Regions from separate parts of the Mus musculus genome. Here all the other regions are linked to region 3. The links are chromatin contacts, found by Hi-C or POLR2A ChIA-PET in ENCODE. All regions are on one chromosome and are shown on one strand. The core of a region is the stretch at or near the end of the contact, and the rest is flanking DNA. Distances in the headings are between cores, read along the strand shown.

Region 1 (3,524 bases), core at 102-2,601, 270 kb after region 3:
CTCTCTCTCCCCCCCCTCTCTCTCGTCTTCTCTCTCTCATTCTCTCTTTCTTCCTCTCTCTCGCTCTCTCTCTCTCTCACACACACACAGTTAAAGTCTTCATTCAGGATGGCCCATCTTCCTTAGCTTACAAAGATATATTAATGGATTTGTGTCATTCTCATATACTGCTAAATACTAGGACCAGTTAACTATTAAATGCTCTCAAAAGTGACTCTTTATGCCAGGCATGACAGAACATGTCTATAATCCCAGAATTTCAGAATCAAAGGCATGAAGATCAAGAGTTCAAGGTCACCCTCCATCATAGAGCAAATTCAAGGCCAGTATGGGTTACATGAGAGTCTATCTACCCCACCACCTCCAAAAGGCCTTCTTTCAAGATTTATTTTTTAATTACATTCACCCATGTTTGTCTGTGTGTCAGTATGTGCATGTGAGTGTTTATGCCCAAGGAGGCCACTGAATCCCATGGAACTGGAGTTACAGGTAGTTGTGTGCCAACTGATGTGGGTGCTGAGAATTAAGTTTAGGTTCTCTACAAGAGTAGTAACCACTGAGCAATTACTCCAAACCCAAAGAGCTTTTTTTGGGGGGGGGGGGCACATATCTGTAATGCCAGAATTAGGGAAGCTGGGGCAGAAGGCGAGTTTGAGGCGAACCTAGGCGACAGAGTGAGACTGTAAATAAGAAGGGGGAAGGAGAAGGAAGAGTAAAAGAGCGTGCGAGAGCCGGCGAGAGCGATCCTATAGCCTAGGCCGGCCTCGAACTCACTTTGCAACTGAAGCTGGCTTTGAATTCCTGACCGTCCAGCACCACCTCCCCAGTGCGGAAATTAACGGCGGTCGCCACCACTCCCAGATTGTTATTATTATTATTATTGGGGTTTTTTTTTTGTTTTTAGTTTTTAGTTTTTAAAGGAAATGTTATGGCATCGTCGGACGTGAACACCAAAGCCTAGACCTAACTCAGACTACTGCAGGGCTCGCTTTCCCACCAAAGGAGAGGCTTGGCCCCTGGGCCCGGTCCTGCAGTCGGGTGCCGGGGCGGGCGGGTGGGCGTCTGCGTGGCTCACCCTCCACGGCGTGGTTCACCTCCTGGATGAACAGCTGCAGCTTCATTACCAGGGTGGCTGCGTGACCGTCCGCCTTCCCCGCCGCCCCGTCTTTGGGGCCGGCTCTGAAGGCCGCATTAATCCAGTCCTTCACGTCGAAGTCGTCAGCCAGGAACTTGGAGAAGTCCATGGCGCGCGGTCTCCGGGTTGGCGCCGAGCGACACCGCCTTCGGGACACCCGTCGAAACCCACCAAGCTTTACTTGCCGCCCCGTCAGCGCACTCGCGCCGAGGCCGAATGTCCCTCGTCGCGCGCCGTACTTCTTCCGGAAGTCGGTGCCTATTACCATAGCAACTGTTCCTGTTAGAGCAGCGAGCTTCGCGCAGTCCGGACAGGTACGACAGTTCGTTTTCTGCTCTTATTTGTCGAGCAGTAAACTAAGTAAACGCGTGTTTCCTCAAGACTAGAAGATTGACGTCTGAGAAGGGAGCAGCTGAGAAATATAAACTCTGTATGTAGGAGTAATGTTGCTAGTTTTCCGTCCTCACTAAATGCATACAGCAGTTTGGGTTTTTTGGTTTTTTGGTTTTTTGGTTTGGTTTGGTTTTGCTTTGAGACAGGGTTTCTCTGTGTAGCCCTGGCTGTCCTGGAACTCACGTTGTAGACTAGGCTGGCCTCGAACTCAGAAATTCGCCTGCCTCTGCCTCCCGAGTGCTGGGATTAAAGGTGTGCGCCACCACGCCCGGCAGCAGTTTGGTTTTTTTTTTAATTTTATTTTATTTTATATGGAGTGTTTTGCCTCTGTATGTGTGTGACCCACTTGCCTGTCTGGTGCGGGCAGAGGCCAGATGAGAATGAAAGATCTCCTGGAAGTGGGATGTTACATGTGGTTATCAATGCTGGGAGTGGAACGCAGGTCCTCTGGAAGAGCTGCCAGTACTATTAACCGCTGGACCATCTCTCCTCATAGATTTCTATAGATTTGATAATGGTCTCCCCTAACTCTGGTCTAATTTCAGTAATCTTCAATAATCTTCAAAAATTACTTTTCCTCCAATTCTTCCACTCATTTTCCATCATTTTCTTTACTAGTTAGGTTTTTTCTTTCTTTCTACCTTTCTTCCTTCTTCCTTTCTTTCTCCGATTTTTTTTTTTTTTTTTGCTCTTGTCTAGTATAGCAAAGTAGAGGATGTTGTTGTTGTTGTGAGGATGTTGTTGTTTGTTTGTTGTTTTTAAAGACGGGTTCCGTTCTTCTATCCTAGAACTCAAACCCATGCCTCAAAGATCGAACCTCCCACATGCTGGGATTTCTGGCTTAAGCCACCACTGCATGTTCTAGCGTTGGTTTCTAATTTAATTCCGTGTATCAGGAACACATATTATGACTCTGTTCTAAATGTACAGAGACTTGCTATGGCCTTAATATTTGTCTGTCATGGAGAAGAGTATATGTGCACTTAAAAATATGTACAGTACCCAAAAGGAGGACATGGTGTTGTGGGGAATGGATACAGCTAAAGGTAATAAGCAAAAGAAGCCAGAAGACGAAGTTCACGTTTTCTCTCAGTTCTGGATCCAGATTGTATAAACACCTAAAAGAATATCTAACATGAGAGCAGAGGAAAGACACGGGAGGAAAAAGAATGGAAGGTGGAGGTGGGAAAGAGGGAAGATATGCAGAAGGGAACAGGGGTAAAATGCATAGTACAGTTAGGTAGATTGTCTTTATGAAACACAGCACTATGGACATGAATATTCAATATAAAGAAGAGGAAGCAGAGAAGGGAGGAAGAAAATCACATGTCTGACTTCATGTGGTGATACACGCCTGCAATCCCAGCACTGGGGATGCAGAAAGAGGAAGATTCCTTAAGTTTGAAATCATTTAGGCATACGTAGCAAGACCCTGTCTCAAAAACAAACCAAACAGCAAAAAAGAAATATATAGTCGGGTGTGGTGCCACACGCCTTTAATCCCAGCACTCGGCAGGCAGAGGCAGGTGGATTTCTGAGTTCGAGGCCAGCCTGGTCTACAAAGTGAGTTCCAGGACAGCCAGGGCTATACAGAGAAACCCTGTCTCAAAAAAAAAAAAAAAAAAAAAAAAAAAAAAGAATAAGAAAAGAAAGAAATATATGCAGTCATTGAATAAGTGTTCCATGTATTTTAGTAAAGATGATCATTAGTGTCCTTCAAAACATATGTCCTTGATCATCTTCTGAGTTGTCCCACCAATTGCTGCTGAAAGACTAAGTTTCCAACTCATTATTGTTAGCTGGGCACACACCTTTCAATGCTCAGGAGGCAGAGGCAGGCCAAGGGGAATTCAAGGCTAGTCTGGTCCTCAATGTGAGTTCCAGAACAGCCAGGGGCTGTATAAAGAGACCCTGTCTCAAAAAACAAACAAACCAACCCACGGGTGGAATTCATCTTGTTGTACTGCCACTTTTCTGCCCAGCTGCATTTATTTTT
Region 2 (3,476 bases), core at 266-2,765, 430 kb after region 3:
TTAAAAATTAAGAAAAAAAGTTACTAACAACTTAAACTTTTCTTAAGCACTTTCCCCACCTCATTCCCCAGCACTTTTGTGGGACTCCAGCACTTCTGTGCTAAAGTCACTTTAGTCCCCATCCATTCTCAGACACATAATAATAAAAATGGCAGATACTTTCATAATGTGCTTCAGTTAGTCCTAGGGAATTTTGTGACTTTAATGTCCAATGACTCAATTAGCACTCACAATAACCCTAACAAATAGATTCTATTATATAATCATCCTCCTTTGAGATATGCAAACTGAACAGAGAATAAGCAGTTCCTCCAGGATGCTGCCATTTATAACTGCTCCATTTAACACCCCCCCCACACACACAGAGGTTTCATATCATATATATTTTGATTCATAATAGCAGCAAACTGCAGTTATTAAGTAGCAACCAAATTATGGTCATGGGCCACCACAACATGAGTAATTCTGATCTTAACCTGTTATCTTGTCCTCAATCTTATCAGTAAGTAGGAGTTATCTTGTTTATTTGTAAATGATCTTTACCACCCTTAGAAGGTAAGACAGGATAGGAAGACAAATTAATGTGAATTCTAATTTTGCACAGAAAGCACAAGAACATGGAAGTAATATTTAAGTCTTGCAGGAGAATAATATTCTGAGCCTGAAAGAAATGAGAGCTCCTTCTAACTACTACACTAAATTTGTATGCACACACACAACACCTGTTCATTATATGTAATATTTATATTATTTTCTTCCCCTCATCTTGTTCCAACGTGGGTCTTAAACATGGAGAACACCAGCTGCAGAACCAACCAGAGTACACGTTATAACCATCCCCTTCTCCAATGTAAACCTATTTTGGAGGTCAAGCCCTAACAGACAAACACGAAAATGTATATATATAAGGCTGTTGACGTGACGTGAAAGATTTATGTGACGGGGCCGGAGTGGAGTGGGAGAGAAGAGGGCCTCTAGGTTTACCTATATGTAGTTTTACACCTAATATTTATGCAGTGCCACTAGAAGATGGGTTTGGCTCGTCTGCATTTTAAGCTTCGCCACCCGAGCAGCGCGCTCGTCTCAGTGACTTCTCGTGGAGGCTGTAGGTAGGAGGACACTGCCTCGGATACAGGAACTAGGTTTGAAAACCCAGCCTAAAGCCCTGGGTCACCCTTCCCGCAACCCGGGCACCTTTTCCTTCTCCGCATAGCTGAGGGGCTTCCCGGAAAGCTCTTCCATCGGGTTGGAAGCCGAACGCAAGGAGCAGCCGTCTCCAGCCTCGGGCCTGTGGTCACGGGGACCCAGCCAGGGCTTCCTAGGGCCAAGAGGAACCCCTGGGAAGAACGGGGACCTAGTTCACCCCCACTATGTTCCTGCCGAGCCACACAGGTTCCGCGCGCTAGCCGCTCTGGCCAATTAAAACCTCTGTTCGCTCTGCGCACGCGCAGCTGGAGACTGCCGAGCGATCGAGCAGGCTTGACTAGAGGAGAGTCGAATGAGAGTCCAGGGCGGGGATAGCGGAAGTGGCCGATCAACCGGAAGTAGCTGGAATCACCGTCTGCCTGAGCTACTGACAGGATCCTGAGGTTCAGAGAGGGGGAAGCCATGGAGTTGGGCGAACTGCTGTACAACAAGTCGGAGTACATCGAGACGGTGCGCGTGTGGCGACCCTGCCGCCGCTGGCAGTCACGGGACCCTCGAGGACTGGACGGTCGCCCCTCCCGTCCCGGCTGCACTGGTTCCCGTTCCCTCAGTCCCTTCCTTGGATGACTTAGAGATGCTTCGTGTTTCATCTGATTGTTATTTAGTCGGTGCATGCATGCATTAGGCTCTCTTCTCCTTCATCTCGTGTGTGTGGGTGTGCTGTGTAGCGGGGGAGGAAAGTGTGGATGTGGGAGAGTTTCTATGCATATATATCTATGTGTGTGCATATACACACGCCTGAGTTTCCTGTTAAATAATGTCTTCCAGAGGAATACACAGTACAGCCTATTCATTCTGTATATAAATTACATTTTCAGACTCCGGGCCCTTTTTAAAAATAATATTTCACAGTCTGCTTACGTGCTAAGACGTTATTGTTTCTATTCGTCAACTCATAATACAACATATGTAAACTGCCCCCGTTAGGGTTACTATCATTATTTTTTCTGTGTGTCTGTGATCATGGAAAAGTAATTTTCCTCACTGAAGGCTATGAAACCGTAATATGGAAGTGGGGTCTGAATGCACATCAGTCATTAGACCGCTCATTAGATACCGATCCTGAATTCATTTCTTGAGCTCTCAGTTCCTGATCTACCCTTGCTCTTTTGATAGATTGGATTCAGTTCCTGAGTGCTCTTATCACGGAGCCGTGCCCACAGCCTTCCCCCCCCCCCCCCAGTGCATTCCTTCTCCAGTTTGTTTTTGTTTGTTTGTTTGGTGATGGAGTCTCACTTCATAGTTTAGTCTAACCCCAAATTCACAGTCACCCCACCCAGAGCTGGGACAGTAGGGGTGCAGTATACATTCAGGCCTCATTCATTTTTAGACTGCCCTTCATTTGAAGTAATTTTCTCCTCAATGTGAGCTTTCATGATGGAAACTGTAGTCCAGAAATCCTCTGTTTTTTCACTCCAGATTTCTGTTTGCTTTTAGGCATCTGGGAACAAAGTTAGTCGCCAGTCTGTTTTGTGTGGAAGCCAGAACATCGTCCTCAATGGCAAGGTAAAGGGCACAGGCAGCTTCAGGAGGTTACCCTTATGCCTTCAGCTAGTCACTGTATCAGCAGGGTATATGGGATAGTGCTGTCTCCAATTTGTCATTTCCAGTTCTCTCTCTTTGTTTTTGTTTTTTTAAACATTTATTTATTTTATGTATATATGAACACATTGTCACTGTCTTCAGACACACCAGAAGAGGGCATTAGATCCCATTACAGATGGTTTTGAGCCACCATGTGGTTGCTGGGAATTGAACTCAGACCTCTGAAAGAGCAGCCAGTGCTCTTAACCGCTGAGCCATCTCTCTAACCCCTCTTTCTTTGTTTTCATTTTTTTCTCCAAATTAGATTTATTGAATGCACAAAGACGATCAGGGAGGAGAAGCCAAAAAAATTAGAGAGCGGCCCATTAGATGGGGAATAAAGAAGCTTTAAGGAAGAGGGTGGGGAGGGCAGTAACACGTGAAATATAACAGGAGAGAGCACAGGAGACACAGGGCAGCTAGACAGAGGGAGAAGAGAGGGGAGGAATTTCTTCTAAACAGAACGTGAACACTTCTGTCATTTTCTTCAGTATTTTATTTAAATAGGATTTACATTGCATTAAATATTATGAGTAAGAACATGGTGGTGGTGGAGGGAAGGGCCAGAAATCTTTTATGTCTGAACAGAATGCAGTGGCAGATTGTTCTCTGTGCTGTATTGTGCCTAGGACTACTAGACACAAAACTCATGAAGAGGCAGTATCTTAAGTACTTTAAAACAGAAT
Region 3 (3,398 bases), core at 193-2,692:
CCAATCTCATCCTCTTAGTGCACACGGGCAGCTGCAAGCCAAGGGCCAGGACCACCTCCTCCATCTATTACATCATCAAGTTCTGCCTTCTTCAAAGTACTATCTGATAACACCTGGTTCATTGTACTTAAGAATAGAAAGAAAAAAAAAAAAGCACTAAGCATGAACGGTACTAACATAGCTAAAGCACTTTATGTATCACACTGAACCCGCTAGAAGTGCCCAAACTGGGTAATCTCGCTGTCCAACGTAACCTGTCAACTTGCTAAACGTAAGTACCAGGTAAACGGGAGCATAAAGAGGCTCAGTGGTTTACTACTTAAGAAGCAGAAGCCGGATTCGAACCCAGATGGATAGATACTCTCCCACCAATACCCGCTCCAAAGATTGAAGTTCCATGAAGGCAGGGTCTTGGTCCTGGCAACATCCATCCCCAAGGCGGATCACAGGACCTGGCGCCCATGTTCTGGCGCTCGGAAGCCAAGCTGGCTGGATGAATGGTGGGAGGAATGCGTTCCTTTGTCATCTGGGTTATCTTCCAGAACTCTCTGAGCATCCAGCGCAGAAATCCTCCCGGCCCGAAGAGGAGGAGCCCAAGAAGCGCCCGAGCTCCAAGGCCCCCCGCCCCGGGCTCACCTTGAAGTCGCGGCTGTGTTGCGGGGTGTACTCCAGCGTCCAGAGCGCCCGCACCAGATGCGCCAGCTGCTCGGTGACCTCGCCCTGGCCGTGCGGCCCGCGGCCCGCCGGCTGCTCCGACTCCGGCTCTGGCTCCGGTCGGCCCGCCCGGTACTGGCCCAGAGCCAGGTACTCGGCGAAGAGCTCGGTGTTACTGAGGCACTGCAGCGTGGCGTTCATGAAGCACGTGTTGCCGTGGTTGCGGAGCCCCGCCACGCCGGGCACCGGCTCCGAGGCGCAGGCGGGAGGCGCGGGCGAGGCGGGCGGCGGCGGGCACGGCGGCGGCGTGGGCGCGGAGGCCGGCCCGGGCGGGAAGCAGCTGCGGAGGCCGCCGCGGTCCGGGGCGGCGCCCTCGGAGCTGAGGTGCGAGAGCGTGGACAGCGTCTTGAGGACGCGGCTCATGAAACTGCCCACCGAGCGCGCCGACGACGGCGACGAGGGCGCGGCCGGCCCGGGGCCGCCAGCGCCGCCGCCGCCCCCCGCGCGGCCACTCCGGAACAGCCGCTTGCTGAACGAGCGCTTCTCCTTCCCGCCCGCCGCCACCGGCGGCCCGGGCCCGGGCGCCGTTACCTTGGACATGGCGGCGGTTGCCGACGCTCATCACCGCGCCAGTCCGCCCGGACCGCGACTCCGCCACGGCCGCCGCCGCATCCCGCCGCCTGCGCCTCACCCGGCCCGGGGGGCTTCACGCCCTACACCACCTCAGAGCGCCGCGGAGAGAGCGAGCAAGAGAGCGGCGACCGAGGGGCGCGCGTGCGTCGCGCGGCCGCCCAAGTGGGCAGCTCACGTGACTCGCTGGCATCGCAGCCCCGCCCCGCACTGAAGCTGCGAGGCCGCCATATTGACTGTGGGAACAGCTCTCTCCCTGAACCCTGATTCAAGGACTCCCTCGGCTTAGGGCGTGGTTCTGCGTGTTGAAGCTCAAGACTGGCCATGTTTAGTATGGGCACGGTCCTAAACGTTAGGGCAGGCGCTGGATGGTGGATTTTAGGGGTGGGTCTCTGTCTTTGCTTGTCAAATAGAAAAGATCTAGAGAAAGTACTGAAATCAAGCTGCCACGTACCAGGTGGCAGAGGAGCTGATAGATACAGCTTTGTCTTGTCCCAGGCGGGTTAACTCAGCCTGGCTCCCGAGGGACTGCCGCGTACCCACCCGAACGTGGTCACGGAGCTGGCACATTCTGGTGGGCTTTTCTTTCAGGATGTACCTTGAGGTCTCAGCAAAGTAATATTATTAGAATTGCCTTGCTGAAAAGTTTTGTAAAATACAGCCTTTAAATCCTCTGAGCTCTCCCTTTAATCACTCAATAAACTGAGCATTTGCTCATTCATTCATTCAATCATTCATTCATCCATCCATTCATTCAGTAAATATAGCAACTGAACACTTGCTGTTTGCCAAATACTGTACTAAACTCTAAGGATACGACAAGACTGAAACTAACTGAGTTTCTGCTTGCCTTCCTATAGTGTACACTCTCAGTAGGTATTCATTCATGATTACCTCTGTATTCCACACACTATGCCAATCATGGAATACCTTCCTTGGTTTTCAGTTCAGTGCCTTTGACATCTCATTTAAACCCAAGTTTGGCTCAAAGACTTAACCTTTAAACCAAGGGTCACAGATGCACTACTATCGCAGAGGCTAGATAGGTCATAGCAATGAACAAAGAATCCTGGTGAGGGGTCGGTCATCTGCTGATCAGGTCATACTTCACATATCTTGGGAATACAAGAAATGTTGTGGACAGCGGCAACCTGCTAATTAACATTCTTCTAAAGAGATGGCTTTCGCTCACCTCCAGTCAGTTGTTCCCATGTGAGAATGAGGGCTTAGTGTTGCCAGATCAGCTGATTTTTAGAGAAAAGGTGGAAATTCTATTTTTAAATGTTGGTTCAATTTTTTTTAAAGGAAAAAAAACTGCATGGGAGAACAGCGTGCATTAAGGCTGCCTACTACTCAAAATCCACTGGTTTCTGACCTTCTCTTTGTATGTTCTCTTTGCTAAGAGATGAGCCTGAGCCCTGGTTACTGCAAAAAACAGATAATGGGAAAGAAAGCCCATAACATTTTAAAGATAGAAAGGCCACCCTACACCCATCTCAAAGCAAATAGTTTTGGCCTCTAGATTTCTACTCAATACTAAATATGGTATCCTGTAATGATGCTCTTGGTTTGCTCTGAATAGGCTCAAATCCCCTCCACTTCTACCTCCTAATTAAAACATCCATCTTAGCTGTACCTTGGGCTCCTTGTAGCATCAGAAAGAATGCCACTAGATCACAATAGAAACTGAAGCCTGTGGCCCTCCACCTTTGCACACATGCTTGCTGCTTCTAACGACTTGATCCCAGCTGTGAACCTTTACCCAAGCTGATCCATCTGCTCCAGGTATCTTTCCTTGAACTTCCTCATTTAGTTTGCCTCTCTTCATCTCTAAAATCTTGCCTTCATTAATTGCATCATTTCTGCAGACTCTCTTAGAACCTTTTGGCCATACCATTAACTTGACCCTGTTGGAATTCAACAGACAATGAGTTAGTTGTTTTCTATTGCTGTGAAGTTACCACGACTAAGGCAACTGGTAAGAGAAAGTACTTAATCAGGGGCTTGCTTACAGCTTCAGAGTTAGTCCATCACCATCATTGTGGACAGCAAGTGGGCAGAGATGACGCTGAAGCCGTAACTGAGAGTTTACATCTCACCCAAAGGTTGGAGGC

Evidence for each region. Hi-C counts contacts between places; a loop is a spot of excess contacts on that map. ChIA-PET counts read pairs that join two places held with the same protein, here RNA polymerase II (POLR2A).
Region 1: POLR2A ChIA-PET joins it to region 3 with 15 read pairs in Patski. The contact joins the promoter of Cog7 here to the promoter of Usp31 in region 3. POLR2A ChIA-PET finds 5 or more read pairs at or near these places in 2 of 5 experiments (Patski and embryonic stem cell).
Region 2: a map of regulatory T cell shows a loop between it and region 3 (2.8-fold over the local background). The contact joins the promoter of Dctn5 here to the promoter of Usp31 in region 3. A Hi-C loop is called at or near these places in 1 of 37 maps with a recorded cell type or tissue (regulatory T cell). POLR2A ChIA-PET finds 5 or more read pairs at or near these places in 1 of 5 experiments (embryonic stem cell).

The regions. Positions count from the first base shown.
Region 1 is chr7:121,980,342-121,983,865 of GRCm38, forward strand. Cog7 (component of oligomeric golgi complex 7) reads right to left here and starts at 1,352. Exons shown (of 17, transcript NM_001033318.3): 1 at 1,076-1,352. The coding sequence starts at 1,244.
Region 2 is chr7:122,131,526-122,135,001 of GRCm38, forward strand. Dctn5 (dynactin 5) reads left to right here and starts at 1,516. Exons shown (of 6, transcript NM_021608.3): 1 at 1,516-1,656; 2 at 2,644-2,712. The coding sequence starts at 1,609. It overlaps Palb2 (partner and localizer of BRCA2), which reads right to left and starts at 1,421. Exons shown (of 13, transcript NM_001081238.2): 1 at 1,195-1,421. The coding sequence starts at 1,242.
Region 3 is chr7:121,706,000-121,709,397 of GRCm38, forward strand. Usp31 (ubiquitin specific peptidase 31) reads right to left here and starts at 1,443. Exons shown (of 16, transcript NM_001033173.2): 1 at 637-1,443. The coding sequence starts at 1,254.